Linked DNA regions of Mus musculus: regions 1 and 3 are each linked to region 2. A link is a contact called in ENCODE Hi-C or POLR2A ChIA-PET data. All regions are on one chromosome and are shown on one strand. Each heading gives the region's core, a stretch centred on a gene start or an enhancer-like site at or near the end of the contact. The rest is flanking DNA. Distances are from core to core; before and after follow the strand shown.

Region 1 (2,700 bases), core at 22-2,521, 42 kb before region 2:
TGTTTTGTTTTGTTTTTTGTTTTTTGTTTTTGTTTTTGAGACAGGGTTTCTCTGTGTAGCCCTGGCTTTCCTGGAACTCACTCTGTAGACCAAGCTGGCTTCAAACTTATACAGATTCACCTGCCTCTGCCTCCCAAGTGCTGGGACTGAAGATGGGCATCACCACTGCCAGGCCGAAGGCCACATTTAAAAATTATGTCTTTTAATAATAAAATCACTAATTATTTTCCTGAGGTCAATTATTTCTCTCTATCTCTGTCTCTCTCTTTCTTTCTCCTCCTCTTCTTTCTTCTTTTTCTAGTTCATTCCATTATAGTGATGTTCTAGTTTAGAGAACGGTAGTTTTAACTCCCAACTATGCACCATCTGACCACAGTTCATGCTCAAGTAGACTCAAAGTATACACAAGATATTGCTTTGTATGTACACTATAAAGACTCACAGTACACTCAAGTGGTAGTGGCCCAGCAGGAAGATCCCTATACTGTGGGGGCACTATAGACAGTCTACTGTTGAGGGCATTGAATGGATTCATTTCATTTACTGAGATAAATGTCTGAGAAGACTTTGGTTCATACATGTTTGAAAAAAGAGAAATACTGGAAAGTTATGGCTGTGTGATTATCTTTCTGCCACACAAGCTGTTAAACACACAACTCTGTCTTTTGTTGGTCCTTAGTCCAGATCCAGCAAATCTAACCACAAGCTTTATTTCTGTTGGCTCAAGTAGTCCACTTGTCGGTGCTGGTGAGTGAGCTCGGCAGAGGATCTGGGTTTGGCTCACAACTGTGTGTGTAGCTCCAGTTCCAGGTTATCCTGCATCCTATTCCGGCCTCCATAGGCAGTAGACATCCAAGTGTAGAGAAACATTTATACATATAAAATTAAAAGAAACAAATCTTTATAAAAATTCTACTTCTCATCCAAGCCCAAGTGAGACAATAATCAAAATAATCAGAATCTCTGGTGCCAATACAAGTCATATTTGTAATTTCTACGAACGATATAACTCCATCATTCCCACCTAGCTCACTCTGGTAGCCGATTACACTATCGTCCAGCCTGGACACCGCTCCCTGGCTCTTAAACTATGTAGCATCTGCTGGGTCTTCTCAGATGGATGGGAAACCCGAGTAGGTTGGATCTGCGTTCACCAAAACTCTTTTCTCAGAAGCTGACCTCTGGGAAGGCGCTCCGGATGCGGGGGCCGCCAGGGGGCGCGCTGTCCCGGGAGGACCGACCGGAGGGGGGCGCGTCTAGGCCGGCAGAGCGCCTGCAGTACTCGCTGCCCACAAAGCGCCAGCTGAGGGGCGGCTGCAGCCGGTGCGGCGTAGGCTGCTCGCTACTCAGCTCCTCTGCGTCCCAGCGCCCCCGGAAGCCCGATTGCCGCGCGAGTCCTGTCAGAGCGAGCAACGCGAGACCGCTTCTCGCCGTCTGCCGAGAGCACTGAGCAGCCGGGCCTGCGTGTGGTGGCGACTCCCGGGACAGGACCGGGCAGCGGAGGGCCATGGCTGAGGCGACCGCCGCTCCGGTAAGGGCGCTGATGGACGGGCGTCTCTGTCACCCGGGCCTCGGGGGAGGCGAGGGAGCTGGGGACGGCAGCGGGCCTTGTGGCCCGCGTGGGTCTGCGGCTGTCGTTTGCCCCGCAAGGCCACCGCGGACCGCAGCGCCGGGCGACGCCGCGGGACCAGGGTCTGCAGTTTCTAACCTACACGCGCCGCGGTGCTCCGCGTCAGCCCGCGGAACGGGGAAGTGGGCTCGAGGTGTTTTTGCAATCCACCAGCCATTCTGTACAGCCGCGAGAGCTGTCGTTGCTAGGTGCGGCAGGACAGTCACCTGCGTGGCGGGGAAGGTAAAAGCCAAGGTGTGTCCTTATGGACTGCGTGAGGACAGACAGCCTCGCGCGCCCGGGAGGGCAGGCTGTGGCGCCGCGGGGACCTTGGAAGGCCGACCGAGCGCAGGCTTAGCCAGTAGTGCAGTCGTGCGTGTGCTTGTTTGCTGCAGGCCTGCAGTGGGCCCAGCCGTGCATGCACCAGAGATGCCAGGGCTACCAGGACAACCCGCACAGTCCCTGCACACAGCCATTAAGGAAGAGGGGATGGTCGTTTAACAGAACGTTCTGATTGGAAAGTATTGCTTTTGTTTGCCACCTAAGAAGGCTTTGGTCAGCTCAAAGAGACTTTTTAAATAAGTCAGAAGTCAGGCAGGTCTGCAGAGGAGTAGATAGGAAGTAAAAAAGAAAGAAGAAACCAGGGGAGCAGCGGGGAGGGGCGGGGAATGGAGTAGAGGGGAATACCCTTCAAGTTTAATTTTCCCCCAACCCTTAAAAAAGATAGTAGAGCCCATGGTGTATGCTATAGGTATATGCCATGCTGAAAACTGTCACATACTTTTAGTTCTCTAGTAGTCATGTTTAGGAGGTTAAACCATGATGGTAACATGGTGGCTCACAGAGGAGTTTAAAATAGGAGAATCAGAAATTTTAGTATATGCTTGGCCAAATAGCCAGAGTGTGTGTCTTTAAAAAAAGAAAGAAAGAAAAGAAAAAAGTAAAAAAAAAAGTAAAAAGAAAGAGGAAATTAATTTCAGTTAATTCAGTGAAATGTTATTTAGCTCAAAGTATAAAAATATTTTAATAGTAATATTATAAAACTATTAATGAGATTTTAAACACAACACATCTCAATTGAACTGAGCACA
Region 2 (2,756 bases), core at 39-2,538:
TTATCCTGAGGACATAGCTTAAACACTTGGGACTAACTTAGTCCTCTGTTTCTCATTTCTAGAAAAGAGAATATAGAGTTGATATCCCATAGGTCAGAAAATGTCTTCTCAGATGTGGGTTGCCAGTAGAAAAGCATTTGCCTGGAGCTTCCCAGGCTGGGCTTACTCGGTTCCTCTACTAATAGTGGACGTGATGTTTACAGTGAGATATATGCACTTGCATGCATGCACAACTTGTAACCAGGAAACGGAAAAAAAATCACTGACTTCTGGAGCATAACCTTCATAGAGGATAATATGAGTCTATGAAATACTCATTCATATATCCTGGAAGCATACCTAATAAAGCACTCGATAACTGTCCTTCTGAAGATAGCCCCTCTGGCACCCCACCCTTCCCCGTAGCTTCATATTGTTCTCAAGTTTAAGTGTAGTAGAACTCATGGCTTCCACCAGGTCTGACTTTCCACAAGGTGATAAGCCTTAGAGAGCTCAGTCCAGACAAGATAAGGACTGGCCATTTAGGAAGACAAAGTGGACAATATGCTACAGATAACCTACAGGGATTTATCTTTGATGGGTAATTACTTTTTTTTTTTTTTAGACTGGCCTGGAACTAATTATGGAGACCAGGCTGGCCCTAAACTCCACCTACCTCTACCTCTCAAGTGCTAGGAATAAAAAGTGTGCACACCACATCTAGCAAAAGTATCTGGGAGCCTACTATGTGCCAGGCATTAGTTCCTAATTTTTCAACATTAAAATAAGACAAACATAACACCCCACCCTATTTATATAGAACATAGGAGGTTCAGAGACAGTAAATGTTAAAAAAAAAAAAAATCACAGCCAGTGGCAATGTTGCAATTTAAACCGAAGAAGAGTATGCAAACCACAAAAAAACCAACCAACCAACAACAACAACAAAAAAAAAACCAAACAAACAAAAAAACCCCACCTTATGCCTAAGCAAAAGCTGACACATAGTAGGTGTTCAGAAAATATTTGGGTAAAATTTTTACAAGGGTGAGGCACCATTTTCTCCTGGGATGTCCAATGCATTCCTAGAAGTAACAGAAAGCAAGCCCCACTGTCCAGGCCGCAGCTTGGGACGTGAAGATCGACCACCCCAGCCAGACCTAGAGGCCGGCGGTCGCCGTCAGATTTCTTTGGGGGAGGCGGTGGCCCCCAGCCTGGAGTGGCCCCCGTCCAGCCCTGCAGGCGGGCAGGAGCTCCGAGGCCATTGGCTGGCGCGCCGGCTGCGAAGGGCGGGGAGCGCCACCGAAGGGGACTGTTTGCTCCTACGGGCTGTAGATGGAGCTGTCCGGCCCCGGCAAGGGGGAAGGCGCCTGGAAAACGTTCTTCTTCTCCCTGGCCGGCCCGAGCGGGGAACAGCACTCCCAGGATGCAGTTTGTGTCAACACGGCCGCAGCCTCAGCAGCTGGGCATCCAGGGTTTGGGGCTGGACAGCGGGAGCTGGAGCTGGGCCCAGGCTCTGCCCCCGGAGGAGGTCTGCCACCAGGAGCCGGCGCTACGCGCGGAAATGGCCGAGGGAATGCCGCCCATGCAGGTGGGTGCAGCGCCCGCGGGCGCCATGGCCGCGCCGCTGCCGTGGGGGCGGGGCGGGGCCGGGCCTCGGGGAGCCTCGCGGCTGCCGGGGCCCCGGGCGAACGGCGGAGCGGGCCTGGTGCAGGCCCGGAGCGCCAGGCCCTGCCGCGCTGCCACGGTGCCGCTGTCCGGGCCGGTGCGGCCGGGACCCGGGGCCCGCAGGATGCGGAAGCCGGGGCTGTGTTGCCCGGGACCTAGCGCGGTAGTGGCCGCTTCACTGAGCAGGGACTCGGGTTCCTCTTGGCGTCCGACCCGCCTGGGTTTGCGGCAGGCCTATTCCCGGCCCACAGAGGGAACAGTTTAACCATGTTTACACTGTAGCCAGTTTAATAAAAGGGTTTAAAGCTGTTTTATTGCTGTCTTTTTCCGACTATAAAGAGCAGCCCACTTTTCCTCTGTAGAACGGATGAGCCAGGGAAGGGACTGGGAGGGGACTTTGTCATCTTGGGTTGGCAAACTTGCCTGCATATTGGAATCGCCAGAGCAGCCTAAGACAACTGACTACGCCCAAACCGCATCCCCGAGCGTTGTCTTGGGGTCCTGGGGGTGAGAGAGAAGGCTCCAGTTGTTTCTTTAGGCTCCGTAGGAGATCTCAGGGTGCCTAGGACTTAGCTGGCACGGCCTTGGGTATACAGCACAAGGAGAAGGGTTAACGTGGTTTAACATCATTGTCTCAGAAGGGAGACTGAGTTACCTGAAGACTGGACTCTGAAGAAGCCACCCCTGTGTTCCCATTTGATTCTCAGTCAGGACTTAAGACTTGACAAGTCAATATGAAGACCTTTGGTTGTTTTTGAGCAAAATGACCAACTGTAGGTCTTCAAACCTGCGGAAATGCAACCAGCCTCAGACTTCCTACACTTCCATTGTCAGTCTTATCCCCTTCTCTGAACAAGGCCCCGGTGAAGCCTCCATAAGCCCAGTGGATGGCACTGACAGCCATCCAGCCACCAGGACCCAGCAGGGGCTGGCATTCCTAGGGTCCTGTTGTTCTCACTCCCATGTCAGAGAGGAATTCTCAGATGCTGTGGGGTAGTCTTCTGGCTATCACAGCTTCTCAGAGTTTGAGGAAAATAGTTCATGTGATTGTCAAAAGCCAGTCAGTCCGGCTCACTTCAAAGCAATAGGATTCCACTTTTCCCAACTGG
Region 3 (2,740 bases), core at 105-2,604, 43 kb after region 2:
ACAATGACTTACCTCTGCCTTCAGCTTGAAAGGGGATGAGATGGGACAAGTAGACACACTCAACTGATTGACACGGTTATGGAGTCAAGCAGGAATTTGATCCAAACAAAGGCAACAAACAAAGATAAAATGAAGGCACAGACACACCCAGACTGCTGTGGGGGGCTTAAATGAGTCAGCGCTTTTAAAAAAATTATTATTATTTTAATATAAATGTAGGTTTTTAAGTGCCTGTTAAAACAGATGCTGAGAATTTTTTTTTTCAGCAGGCCATCGGCTTGGGTTCTAGAGAAAGTTGTTAGTTGTAGTCAGTGTAGACAGGGATCATTTGCAGAAAAATGAAGAAGGGACCAGTCTAGTGAGAGTACTTGAATTCTTAGAGGAAGCTATTCACACTTAGTGGAAACTCATGTCATTCTCACTCAGCATGTCCAGGACAATGTAATGGAAATGAGGCATTTGAGTACTGCAAGTACTGGGTTTGGGGGTGTTGTTTGGATCAATGTCTCTTTAGATATTTCTGGCTAGTCAAAAACTCACTATATAGCTGAGGCTGGCCTCAAACACCTGAGCGCTGGGGTGGTAATGATGTGGCCAGATGTTTCCAAGCCAGAATGCAGAACACATTGCCTCTAATACCCTGGCACCCTGGCATGAGGACTAGGTTATTTATTTAGTTTTTTTGAGACAGGGTTTCTAGCCCTGGCACTCACTCTGTAGACCAGGCTGGCCTCGAACTCAGAAACCCATCCACCTCTGCCTCGCAAGTGCTGGGATTAAAGGCATGAGCCATCACTGCCCGGTGAGGACTAGGTTAATTATTTGTGATTAAGGCTATCTTGAATTCTGCAATGCAAGTGATTACCATAATTAACACTCTATAATGGATTGACCAGAAAAAGCCAAGTCATAGGTGAGCATGGAAGAAAATCACTTGCCTATGAGAATTCACCTTTTCTTTAGCTTCAGCTGTGTTCTTCCCTCACAGAAAAGGGTGTACACATTTGTACACATTTTTTAAAAATTATTTTTATTTTTGACAATTGCATGCAAGTCCAGAACGTATGGTGTTCACATCCACCCCCATTAGCCTCCTTTTCTACTAGTCCCCACGCTCTCCTCCCTACGCCTTTCTCTCTCTCTCTCTCCTTCCCGCGCCTTTTTAAACTTGCACATATTTGAATCTCTTAAAGCATTTCGCGGAGTGCAGGACTCAAATTCAGAAAATGCTCTTGATTTTGAGAATCCTTACGCTTACACCCCACACTCAATGACTGAATTTCCAGGCTGCTGTTCCCCTTCCAGGAGCACAGTGGCGCAACAGAAATACCGCGCGGTAGGAGGAGCCGCTGCCGCTCTTCTTGGGGGTGGGGAGCGCTCCCAGAATGCACCTTGTATCAACACGGCGGCGGCGGCGGCGGCGGCGGCTTCCAGGAGGGTGAGGACGTCTGGCGGAGCGGCGTACAGTTCGAGCAGTATCCCGCCAGTCGGTGTTGTGGGGCGACTGCGACCATGGCGGAGTCGACGCCTACTCGGGTAAGGTGCTCCGGCCGGCTCGGGAGGGCCTTGGGGGAGACAGCGCCCTGCCCGGGGCGGGGCTTGAGGCGCTCGGTCGCAGGCTTGGTTTCCTCCGCGGCCGTTGGCGCCGGCGGATGCTGACTTCCCTCCCGGTACCCTCGCCCTCCGCCCGCCCGCCCGCTCGCTTGCTCCCTGGGTCCTTCTGCGTCAGGCTCAGAGCCCGGATGCTCTGCGTCTTTCCGCAGAAACTTCTGCGAGGCTTTTTGAATTGTTTGTGACTGCGCCCACATATTTTCCTGCTTCGTGCCAACTAGGGACTCGTTTTCTGAGTTGGAGTGAAGGCGCGGGATAAAACCCTGGGTTTGGGTTGTTGCCTTTGAGCTCAGCTACGGAAGACCCCAGGACTTAGGGCTTCTCTCCGACCAGTGGGGCTCTGCTCCGGTTGCCATGTTCTGCCATAGCTATCTGTACTGAGTTTGCAGCCACAGGTTGAAGCCTTCTCTCCTTGGGGACTGGTGTATTTGCTGTTTTTGTTTGTTTGCTTGCTTGTTTTTTGTTTTGTTTTGTTTTTACAAAACTGTGGGTGCGCATTGTTATCCGCTTACCGCCTCTTCCAGCTGTCTCTCTTTTCAGAGAATGTGAAGACACTGAAAATTGGTTTGAGGAATATCTTCCGTAACTCAGCGTTCATCTATCTATATATTCAGTGCATGGTCTTCGGAAGGCAGTCTATGCTCACTTCTCTAGGCCTTTGTCTCCTTAACTTGAATTGAGAATGTTGAGTTCCTTGTAAGCATTTTTACGTTTTTTTTTTTCTGGCTCCAGTCTCCTCATACTGTGTCACAGTAGAGGTTAACATAGGAAAATAGGATAGATGGACCTGAACTGGCTTTTCACTGTTGAGACAGAGCCTCACAGGCTGTCCTTAAGCTGATGACAATCTTCCCGACTCAGCCTCCCCAGTGCTAAGTTTACAGGTGTAAGTCATTCTGCTGGGGTTTGTTTGGTAGTGGTTGTGCTTTGAGGCAAACTCTCATGTGCCCCAGCCTAGCCTATCTGAGAATGACTGTAAACTCCTACCTCTGACTCCCAACTTGCAGATATTACAGGCATAAGTATTTTTCTTGTCTTTTTGTTTTGTTTAGTTTTTGTTTTTTAATCTTTCAAAATAAGGTCTTACTTTGTGCCCTGGCTGCCTGGAACCAGTTAGGTAGACCAGGCT

Evidence for each region. A loop is a pair of places that touch in the nucleus more often than their neighbours do. ChIA-PET counts read pairs that join two places held with the same protein, here RNA polymerase II (POLR2A).
Region 1: a map of heart shows a loop between it and region 2 (6-fold over the local background). The contact joins the promoter of Zfp398 here to the promoter of Zfp282 in region 2. A Hi-C loop is called at or near these places in 12 of 37 maps with a recorded cell type or tissue (adrenal gland, gastrocnemius, heart and 1 more). POLR2A ChIA-PET finds 5 or more read pairs at or near these places in 3 of 5 experiments (Patski and embryonic stem cell).
Region 3: a map of heart shows a loop between it and region 2 (6-fold over the local background). The contact joins the promoter of Zfp212 here to the promoter of Zfp282 in region 2. A Hi-C loop is called at or near these places in 10 of 37 maps with a recorded cell type or tissue (adrenal gland, gastrocnemius, heart and 1 more). POLR2A ChIA-PET finds 5 or more read pairs at or near these places in 2 of 5 experiments (Patski and embryonic stem cell).

The regions. Positions count from the first base shown.
Region 1 is chr6:47,834,390-47,837,089 of GRCm38, forward strand. It overlaps Zfp398 (zinc finger protein 398), which reads left to right and starts at 1,272. Exons shown (of 6, transcript NM_027477.3): 1 at 1,272-1,531. The coding sequence starts at 1,508. It also overlaps a transcript of Zfp786 not described here.
Region 2 is chr6:47,876,267-47,879,022 of GRCm38, forward strand. Zfp282 (zinc finger protein 282) reads left to right here and starts at 1,289. Exons shown (of 8, transcript NM_146175.3): 1 at 1,289-1,570. The coding sequence starts at 1,406.
Region 3 is chr6:47,919,214-47,921,953 of GRCm38, forward strand. Zfp212 (Zinc finger protein 212) reads left to right here and starts at 1,355. Exons shown (of 5, transcript NM_145576.2): 1 at 1,355-1,536. The coding sequence starts at 1,513.